Linked DNA regions of Mus musculus: region 1 is linked to region 2. A link is a contact called in ENCODE Hi-C or POLR2A ChIA-PET data. All regions are on one chromosome and are shown on one strand. Each heading gives the region's core, a stretch centred on a gene start or an enhancer-like site at or near the end of the contact. The rest is flanking DNA. Distances are from core to core; before and after follow the strand shown.

Region 1 (4,146 bases), core at 1,105-3,604, 130 kb before region 2:
AAAAGTTTTGCAAAAATCATTAATGATCTCCTTCCACAATCTTGGAAACCCCAAGGTGAGATAAAAAGATGCAAAAAAAAAAAAAAAAAAGCCTGCAAGAAAACTGAAGCGTAATGGGGAAAAGACCAATAGCCACTTCACAGGGTAAGAGACCGGCCTTTCCCATCACTTCCTATGAAGCTGAAAGAATTAAAAGGAACTGTTGAAAAGAAAGATTGAGGGGCTGGTGAGATGGCTCAGTGGGTAAGAGCACCCGACTGCTCTTCCGAAGGTCCAGAGTTCAAATCCCAGCAACCACATGGTGGCTCACAACCATCCGTAACAAGATCTGACTCCCTCTTCTGGTGTGTCTGAAGACAGCTACAGTGTACTTACATATAATAATAAATAAATCTTAGAAAAAAAAAAAAAAAAAGAAAGATTGAGGCACACGCCTTTAATATCAGCATTCAGAGGCAGAGGCCAGCCTGGTCTACAGAGTGAGTTTCCAGGACAATCAGTTCTATCTAAAACATAGTGTGTTATCCCACCTAAAAAAAAATAAATAAAGATCCTCAAAACTGGGCATGTGTGTACATCTGGAGACAAGCGGATTAGATAAAAATGATCCTTGGCTTCACAGCCAGTCTGAGACCAGCATGAGATACACGAGAATGTATCTTTATAAAGAATCCGACTGTCAATCACCTTCTCCATCCTTGAGTTCTGTGTGAAATGCCTACTTTAAGGCTCGATTGACCAATTCTCATCTATGTATACCCTATTTAGGGTTCAAATCTTTCCATAAGTAGTCCTGGAACCTTCTTCTCTAAACCTTAAATTCTTATACATACAAATGTATGCGTGTACATACATACATACATATACACACATATGCCCAAGGTTTAAATCAAATGCTTATAAACATCTTAATACCTGGCTTGTAGAAGTATTCAATAAATACTTGTTGAATGAATGACCTGGAGAGATGCAGAACAGGAAAGGCTGGCAGCTGTACAGGAGCCAGCAAAGACACTCTCACCAATGTGATAACACCCAAGTATTTGCTGCGCTCATCCTTTCTGATTAACAAAGAAATAAAACCAGTATTAGAATCATAGCTCTAGAGATCAATAACCTAGAGGACAAATCAAACCGGAAATCAAACCCGTAAAATGGAAAGCTTGTGGTGCCTATCAACTCTGAGTGAACAGAGTGAGACCAGGACCCTCTCCCCTCAGCCTAATGGGATATCAGGATAATGACGAGGCTAGAAAAAGACGTATTAAATGGGCCACAAGTGAAAAAGTTTTCCCTCAGGAAACAGAGAAAAAGCAAAGTCGTATTTACATCTAAATGTGGCGGGAAGGCACGAATGACCTGAATGCACGGAGGAGGAATAAAGCCAGCATAATTTCTCCACACTCCAAGTACTGCCACCTCTCAGTAGGACCCACAGGCCACAGTGGCCATCTGCCACCAGATTAGAGATTAGCAGGCAAGAGCACTCCCCTAAATCACCATCTGTATCTCAAAGAAGCCTGGCTGACAGGGAGGGAAGGGGAGAGAGCAATAAACTCCAGAGCCAATAGATGAAAGTGAGATCAAAGTCATGGCAAATTTCATCCGGAAAAAGCTGCTGCTCCCGGAACCTTTGCCACCTCAAGCTGATGTCAGATATCAATAAAGCACAATATTCTATTAATGAAGGCTTCTTTCCCGGCTAACATGCTAAAAGGGAAAAAAAAGCAAAAGGAATGCTATGCTAACGTCAAGCTGCTCATTCATAGTTAAGGAGCTCACACTCTATAGAGTATCTGCCTGCAAGAGAAGAAACTGTCGTTCTACAAAACTAGAAAAAGGTTGTGTCTCCAGGTGCAGCAGGGTCCATCTATGATGGGCTCAGGTCCAAAAAAAAAAAAAAAATCGGCTTAAGCTTGGGCTGTCTCGAACCAACTTCGACACTTTGTTGTACAAAGCAAACCTGGATCTGAGTCTTCAAACTCATGAAATGGGCGAGTTGGGGCTGAAAATGCGTTCGGACCTAGGAGGACGCATCCACGCAGGGCAGGTCGTAGAGAGATCAGGAACTTAACTTAAAGGCCTGGACACCGGGACTCGGATGGGAAGCAAGAACCGCGCCTTTACTCTTACCTGCCTCCTGCCAGCTTCTCAATCAGCCAGATTAGGCCCAGTCTCCCTGTCCGCCACCCACTGCCTCCCCTTCCAGCTCAGGACCCAGGCCGGGCCGAGCTAAGGCTGACCCACCATGGCCCTCAGCCCACAGCGCTAGCCAGCGGACCGGGACCCGCCGCCCGCCCATCACCACCCAGCTGCGCAGGCGCGAGGCCCGGAGCCCGCAAAGGCACGCCCAGAGATCTGTCCCGGGGCAGCCTGGGAAATGGAGTCAGACCTCGCTCTTACACCCCGTGCGGTCGAAGGCGCCAATTGGTACTCGTGTAACTGCGAGGCCGCTCCTCTAGCTGACCAATGAGAAGTCGTCTTGGTTCTCATCCGGGTTGTGGATGGTGGCAAGCATGGCACCACCGGTGAGGTACTGCATCCCCGGTAAGTGAGCGGTCTCCGCACGCAGTTCCAGGCTGTGTGGCAACCAGCTTCTGGGAGCCCGTGGCTGAGGCAGCTTGTCTTCTGCAGGCGAACGTCTGTGTAACTTGGAGGAAGGCAGCCCCGGCAGCGGCACCTACACCCGGCATGGCTACATCTTTTCGTCGCTGGCTGGCTGCCTGATGAAGACCAGCGAGAATGGCGCGGTAAAGGAAGCGGCTACCCAGCGCGCGTTCCCTCTCCGGGTGCCGTTGAGTTCCGGTCCTTGGGCACAGGCAGAGCGGGCGGACGCGTCTTTGGTGGCTCAGCCGCAGAACGCTTTGGTCTCCCGGCTGTGATCTCTGCGCTGTGCTGAAGCACACCGGCCGCACACCCGTTAGGTTAATCTGACTTAAGTTCTGTGGATGCACACAGAAGGAAGTGGAGGGAAAAGCACGCAAATGTAAGAGTAGCCCAGCCAGCCGAGAGCTTCCTCACGTGGTACATCTCGACTACCCCTCCGCTTTCATGTGTCCCACGTCACTGACATCAATGTAGTAATGCTGGCGATTTCCAGTGTCTTAGTGCACTAAGCTCGCTCTTGTCGCGAAGCCTGTGCAATTCACGTGTCGTCTATCTGGAACACACTCCTGCTCAACCCCTTTATTTAATCGGTTTTTTTAGTTGTTTTTTTTTTTTCCCAGAGAAGCCCTTCTGGACCTTCTGACTAAAAAAAAGTGGGTTTGGTGGCAGAAGGATCGATATGCCCAAGAATCTCCCTCCAGGGCACTTATTTAAATGTTACTCTTGATCACTAGATTCTTGCCCAACTAGACATTTAAGTGGAGCCACGATTGGTGGTACACCAGCGTATCCCCAGCTTCTAACAGGCACAGATAAAAGCAATCGTTGATACATGTAAGACGATAAAAAATAAATAAAAACTAAAACCTTAGACTTGTGGCTCATCAGTACAGAGCTTACGTAGTATGCTGACCCTGGGACCACAGATCCAATCTCCCGAAAAAATAAAAACTCTTTAGGAACTGGCTAGACCTAAACATCTCTCTTTGTGTTGAGCTTATTTGTAAAAACAGATTCCAGTCTGTTGGTTCTGGAGATAAAGTCAGCCTCAGCCTGTGTGTTTAGTCACTGCATCGATGTCTCTTGAGCACTTTCAATGTGACCTGCTCAGGGCTGCCCTTATTTGCTACTGGGGATAGAGTCACGAGCCCAATACACAGCTTTTCTTACTGAGGAGGCGGACAGAAATCATGAGCAAATGTACAAAAGAATTGTGCGGTACAATAAGAACATGTAACAGGCTCTGTGCATTCTAGACAGTGACAGGATTTAGTCATCTGAATATAAGTAGAGGTGGAGGAGAGCAAAGAATGTGATCCTCCTGTAGAGAATGGGTTAGACGGACACTGACATGGGAGGGACTTAGTAAGGTGAGGAAACCGCACCAAGCAAGAGAGGTAAGATGGTACTTGCCAGCTGCCATTGGACTAAAACAAGAGTTGCCATTCTGTAGCATTTAATTGCAAGATCTGACTTATGAAGTGTAAAAAAAAAAAAAAAAAGTATAGCTTGGAAGAGTCAGGATATTCATAATTATAA
Region 2 (4,180 bases), core at 392-2,891:
GGCTTCCCCATTACCTTTGGGGATGGAAATGGGGTGGGGGTTAGGGGTGGAGGGGTTAGGGTGGGGGAGGGTTGTTTCCCCCAATGCAAGTGTAACACCATCTCTGCTCCAGCAGGGGGAGATGTCCCCAGTGAAAGTGTTATAGCTCTGCTCAGAGATACTCTGGCAGTCCTGAGCCAAGGAATACCACAAAGTCCCACCCAGCATACAACCAACCTCACACAGGAAACTTACTGCAAGGGGAAACCCGCGGAGGGTGGCGGCCTCTGCTGGGGTGAAAAGCGGCAGAAGCTCAGCGGGTTTTGTATAGGGTTTCTTGGTGGGGCGGGACAGGCGATGAAGACAGAGCTTTCCAGGGTGTCCAGGGAGGGAGTGGTGGGATTTTTGTGGCCTGATTTTGGGGCAATTCTAGGGGTTGGTGGGAATTTTGTGCTCAGGGATTGGTGGGATTCTGTTTCTTGGCCCTGATTTTGAGCTTGGGGTCAAGATAGGGTCAAGGTTGCCTGGTCTGGGGGTCAAGTCAGGGTCACAATGTTCTTTCCCTTCACTTTTTACTCTCTACCATCTATATTTTTTGCTTTTAGAAAAGATTTTATGTGTCTCTGTGCATCTGTGCGCATGTGCCCCGGAGGCCAGCTCTGGAGGCTATAGGAAGGCAATCAGTCCTTTGGAACTGGACTCACTGTCTGGCCCTTGTGAACCTTTCAATGCAGGGAATCAAACTCTAGTCTTCAGGAAAAGCAGCAAGTGTTCTTAGAACCACGGAACCATCTCTAGCTGCCCCTTATTGTTAATTGTGAATTTCATATATCAATACCATGTTTTTTTTTTTTTTTTTTTTTTTTCCACCTGCCTCTGCCTCCCAAGTGCTGGGATTAAAGGTATACGCCACCACTGCCTGGCTTAGTCACATTTTCTTGTTGGCCTGAAGTCACCCAAGGAGGCTTGTTTGGATGACCCAAAATTTGCCTCTCTATTCTAGCCAGTGCTTTTGGTGTCTTTATACTGACTTTCCCCCTCCCCCAAATATGTACCCTGAAGATCAGCCCCTGCATACATACACACACACATACATACATTCATACATAAATACATACATACATACACACATACATATATACACACACAAGAGTTTACTTAGGGTAGCTTACAGGAACGTATGCAATTTACCACTGATTATATACCATTGAAGAAAATGCCTTTTCTTCCCTTTTACTAAGCCTATGGATCTTGGGGGTGGGGTGAATGGGGGTTTAAGTGAGTGAGGGGTGATGAGCCCTTTTCCCTAGCAACCGTTAACTGCCTACCGAACTGGGGGATGGGCAGGGCCTCAAGAACCTTTTCTCTTCAAGTGACTTTAAAAACCGACAGTTTTGTAACTCAGAGATTTACCTAGCGGGGAGGGGAGCGCAGCCAGGAATTTGTGACTTGATCCGCGGAACTACATGGGTTAATCAAAACGAGAAACTACATCTCCCGGTAGGCCTCGGGCAGGTGTTTCTCCTGCCCTTTCGTTGGTTCTGTGCTACCAATGACAGTTAGATATTTGAATAGACCAATAGTAGCATGGAACGGTTCTTATTTAGGCGGGGCCATAGGTTCGTCCAATCGTACAGGACTTAGAAAACCATCCTAGCCAATCTAAGGGCTAAGGGGCGGTGCCTGAGGCGGGGCTGCAGACCAAGCTGCCGCGGAAGATGGCGGCTGAGGCGCCGAGTGGAGGGGAGGCGCCGGTCTGCGACTCTGGCCGGAGGTGAGCCAAGTTTTCCGTCCTGCTGCCTAGGAGACGGGACTGTGGGCTAGCGATGTCGCCGCCCTGCCCTTGAGTCACCGTGGTCCACAGGCCCGGGCTTTGTTCCTCTCTCCCGTGGTGTCTACGCCGACGCGCCTGCGGGGGCTGAGGCGGGTCTTTGCGGTCCGTGCTTCCCGCTGCGCTGCTCTCCGCGAGTCCCACGGCCGTGTGTGGAGCCCTCCCGACGCTCTGGCTGCAGACCCCCGGGCCACGGTCATGGTGTCTGCCCTGGCGCCGAGCGTTTTGAGTGGCAACTGAAGCCCAGAGCGGTTTAGAGAATCCCACAACGCCCCGGGAGCTTTAAATGTCCTTCGTGACAGCCTCTGCGCTTTACTCAGAGCCGCGACTTGAGTGATGGTTAAAAGGGATTTTTGTCCCCTAAGCTGGCTGACCTTTCTCGGCTTCAGCCTTCTTCTGTAAATAAACATAACGATACTTATTTCAGAACCTGGACGGGATGACACAACCTATTTAAAGCGCATAGCACCCATCCTGGCAAACACTTCAAAATACGATAGATTTTTATGTTTCCTTGAAATTGTGATCTCATTTCTTCTTTCTGGAACGAGTACTGTCCCTGTCATAAAGTCGAGCCTTTCTTAACCGATTACAAACAAATATTTGGAGTCTGACACACTCCAATAGAATGAGATTACTTACATTGTCAGAGAGTATGATCAATGCTATGCTTTGGTACGGAGTTAGTACAGAACAGAAGAACCAAGAATTTTGGGAAACCGAGTTTGTGAGCCTGATTTTTCCTGAGCCCTGATGGGCTTGTGTGGGTATTGTTACTGTTTTGTATGGAGGAGTTTTCCACTCTTTGACCTTTTATTTCTCCCGGGAACTGTGCCCGTGGGTTGATAAATGTCATTAGATTATCTCTCCTCCGACTCGAAAATCCTGAATTGTAATGAAAATGAGGACAAATGAAATACTGTTCTACAGCAAGAGGACTTAGAATTCTTCCTTGAGGCTGCTGTCAACTGAATGTAAAATTTGAAACTGTTAACTATCTGACCAACACAGTTTTCTCTGAATCTGAAACCCTCTATTGTCGTTACTGAGACAGGTTCTTGCTAAGTACCTCGGCTGGACTGGAACTCCCAGTCTCGTTTCAGCTACCCGTGTACTTGTCAATTGCATATTGCAGGGGATTAGTCTGGGGGTTCTTGTGAGGCTTATTTATTTATTTATTTATTTTTGAAACAGAGTCTCTCATGTAATCCAGGGAACCCCAATCTTGAGCTTCCGAACCTCCTTCCTCTGCCTCCCAAGTGCTGGAATTACAGGCATATGCCACCAAGCCCTGTCTTATGTGCTGCTAGGCAAGCCCCCTACTGACTGAGCTGCATCCCCAGCCCCATTTAATCAATGGGACTAACACTTTTTAAATCTGTCATTTATCGTGCTTGTGTATGCCTGTGCACACACACTTAGGTACCACAGTGCATGCACAGGAGAGCAGAAAGCAGCTCACGGTTCTCTTCTTCCACCGAGTGGATTTGAGGATCATGCTTGGGTTGTAGGCTTTGCAGGGAGTGCCGTTACTCACGGAGGCATCTCACTGCCAAGGTGTGTAGCCCAGCACTTACAGATATGCTGCATAACTCTGTCTTTGGCCTCTCATACACGTCCTGAGGAGACAGTCGCTCTCTGAGAACATCTTCTGTGGGCTCCATGTCTTGCAGCAGTGGGCACAGAAATGACTGTAGATTCAGTACTGGGCAGTAATGTAGATAATTGATATCTCTGGGTACTGAAAGGGTTTGCTCTAGGAAGAAAAGCCTAGGGAAAGGAGAGAGACAAGGCGGGATGACGGCTGTCTGTTAGACCCCGGAGATGCTGAGGACCGGTTGGCAGGATTCCTTATGTTGAGCCTTGGTAGTCCTGCCTTGAGTTGGGATCTGCCCTGCACTGAGTTTTCTTCCCTGCCGTGATATGGAGAAGTTGAGCACCATGCTTACTGAGCAGCTCATCAAGAACAGATACAGACATAATGCCTCTTTTCATCTGTGTGCCTTTTTCAAATAATGATGACTTAGTAACCTGCTTAGTAAATACTAACTCACACATTTGAATTTGTAAAGTGCTGTTCTTTTAAAACTTTAAAAATATCTACGAATAAAATTATATCTGTATGTTCTAGGATTTGGAGATTTAGAAAAGAGACAAGTTGATATAGGGGGTTCTTTTATTAACTGAAGTCCCCAAATGTGATTTTGCTAATTCCATTTAATTTAGAAGAGACTGGAATTAAAACCTTATTTTTGGAGTGTAGTTTGCTGTTTGATTATTAGGGGCTGTTAAAAGAAAATTGTCATATTTTTTCTTTTTATGGAACTGATATTTCATTAATATTTGTAAAGTAGTTGCTACTGTATATCA

Evidence for each region. Hi-C counts contacts between places; a loop is a spot of excess contacts on that map. ChIA-PET counts read pairs that join two places held with the same protein, here RNA polymerase II (POLR2A).
Region 1: a loop to region 2 is called in a map of v-Abl transformed pro-B cells, with 2.0 times the contacts of the local background. The contact joins the promoter of Zdhhc16 here to the promoter of Arhgap19 in region 2. A Hi-C loop is called at or near these places in 1 of 37 maps with a recorded cell type or tissue (v-Abl transformed pro-B cells). POLR2A ChIA-PET finds 5 or more read pairs at or near these places in 1 of 5 experiments (Patski).

The regions. Positions count from the first base shown.
Region 1 is chr19:41,931,653-41,935,798 of GRCm38, reverse strand. Zdhhc16 (zinc finger, DHHC domain containing 16) reads right to left here and starts at 2,354. Exons shown (of 11, transcript NM_023740.3): 1 at 2,134-2,354; 2 at 916-1,061. It overlaps Exosc1 (exosome component 1), which reads left to right and starts at 2,485. Exons shown (of 8, transcript NM_025644.4): 1 at 2,485-2,547; 2 at 2,635-2,750. The coding sequence starts at 2,517.
Region 2 is chr19:41,799,545-41,803,724 of GRCm38, reverse strand. It overlaps Arhgap19 (Rho GTPase activating protein 19), which reads left to right and starts at 1,641. Exons shown (of 12, transcript NM_027667.3): 1 at 1,641-1,753. The coding sequence starts at 1,698.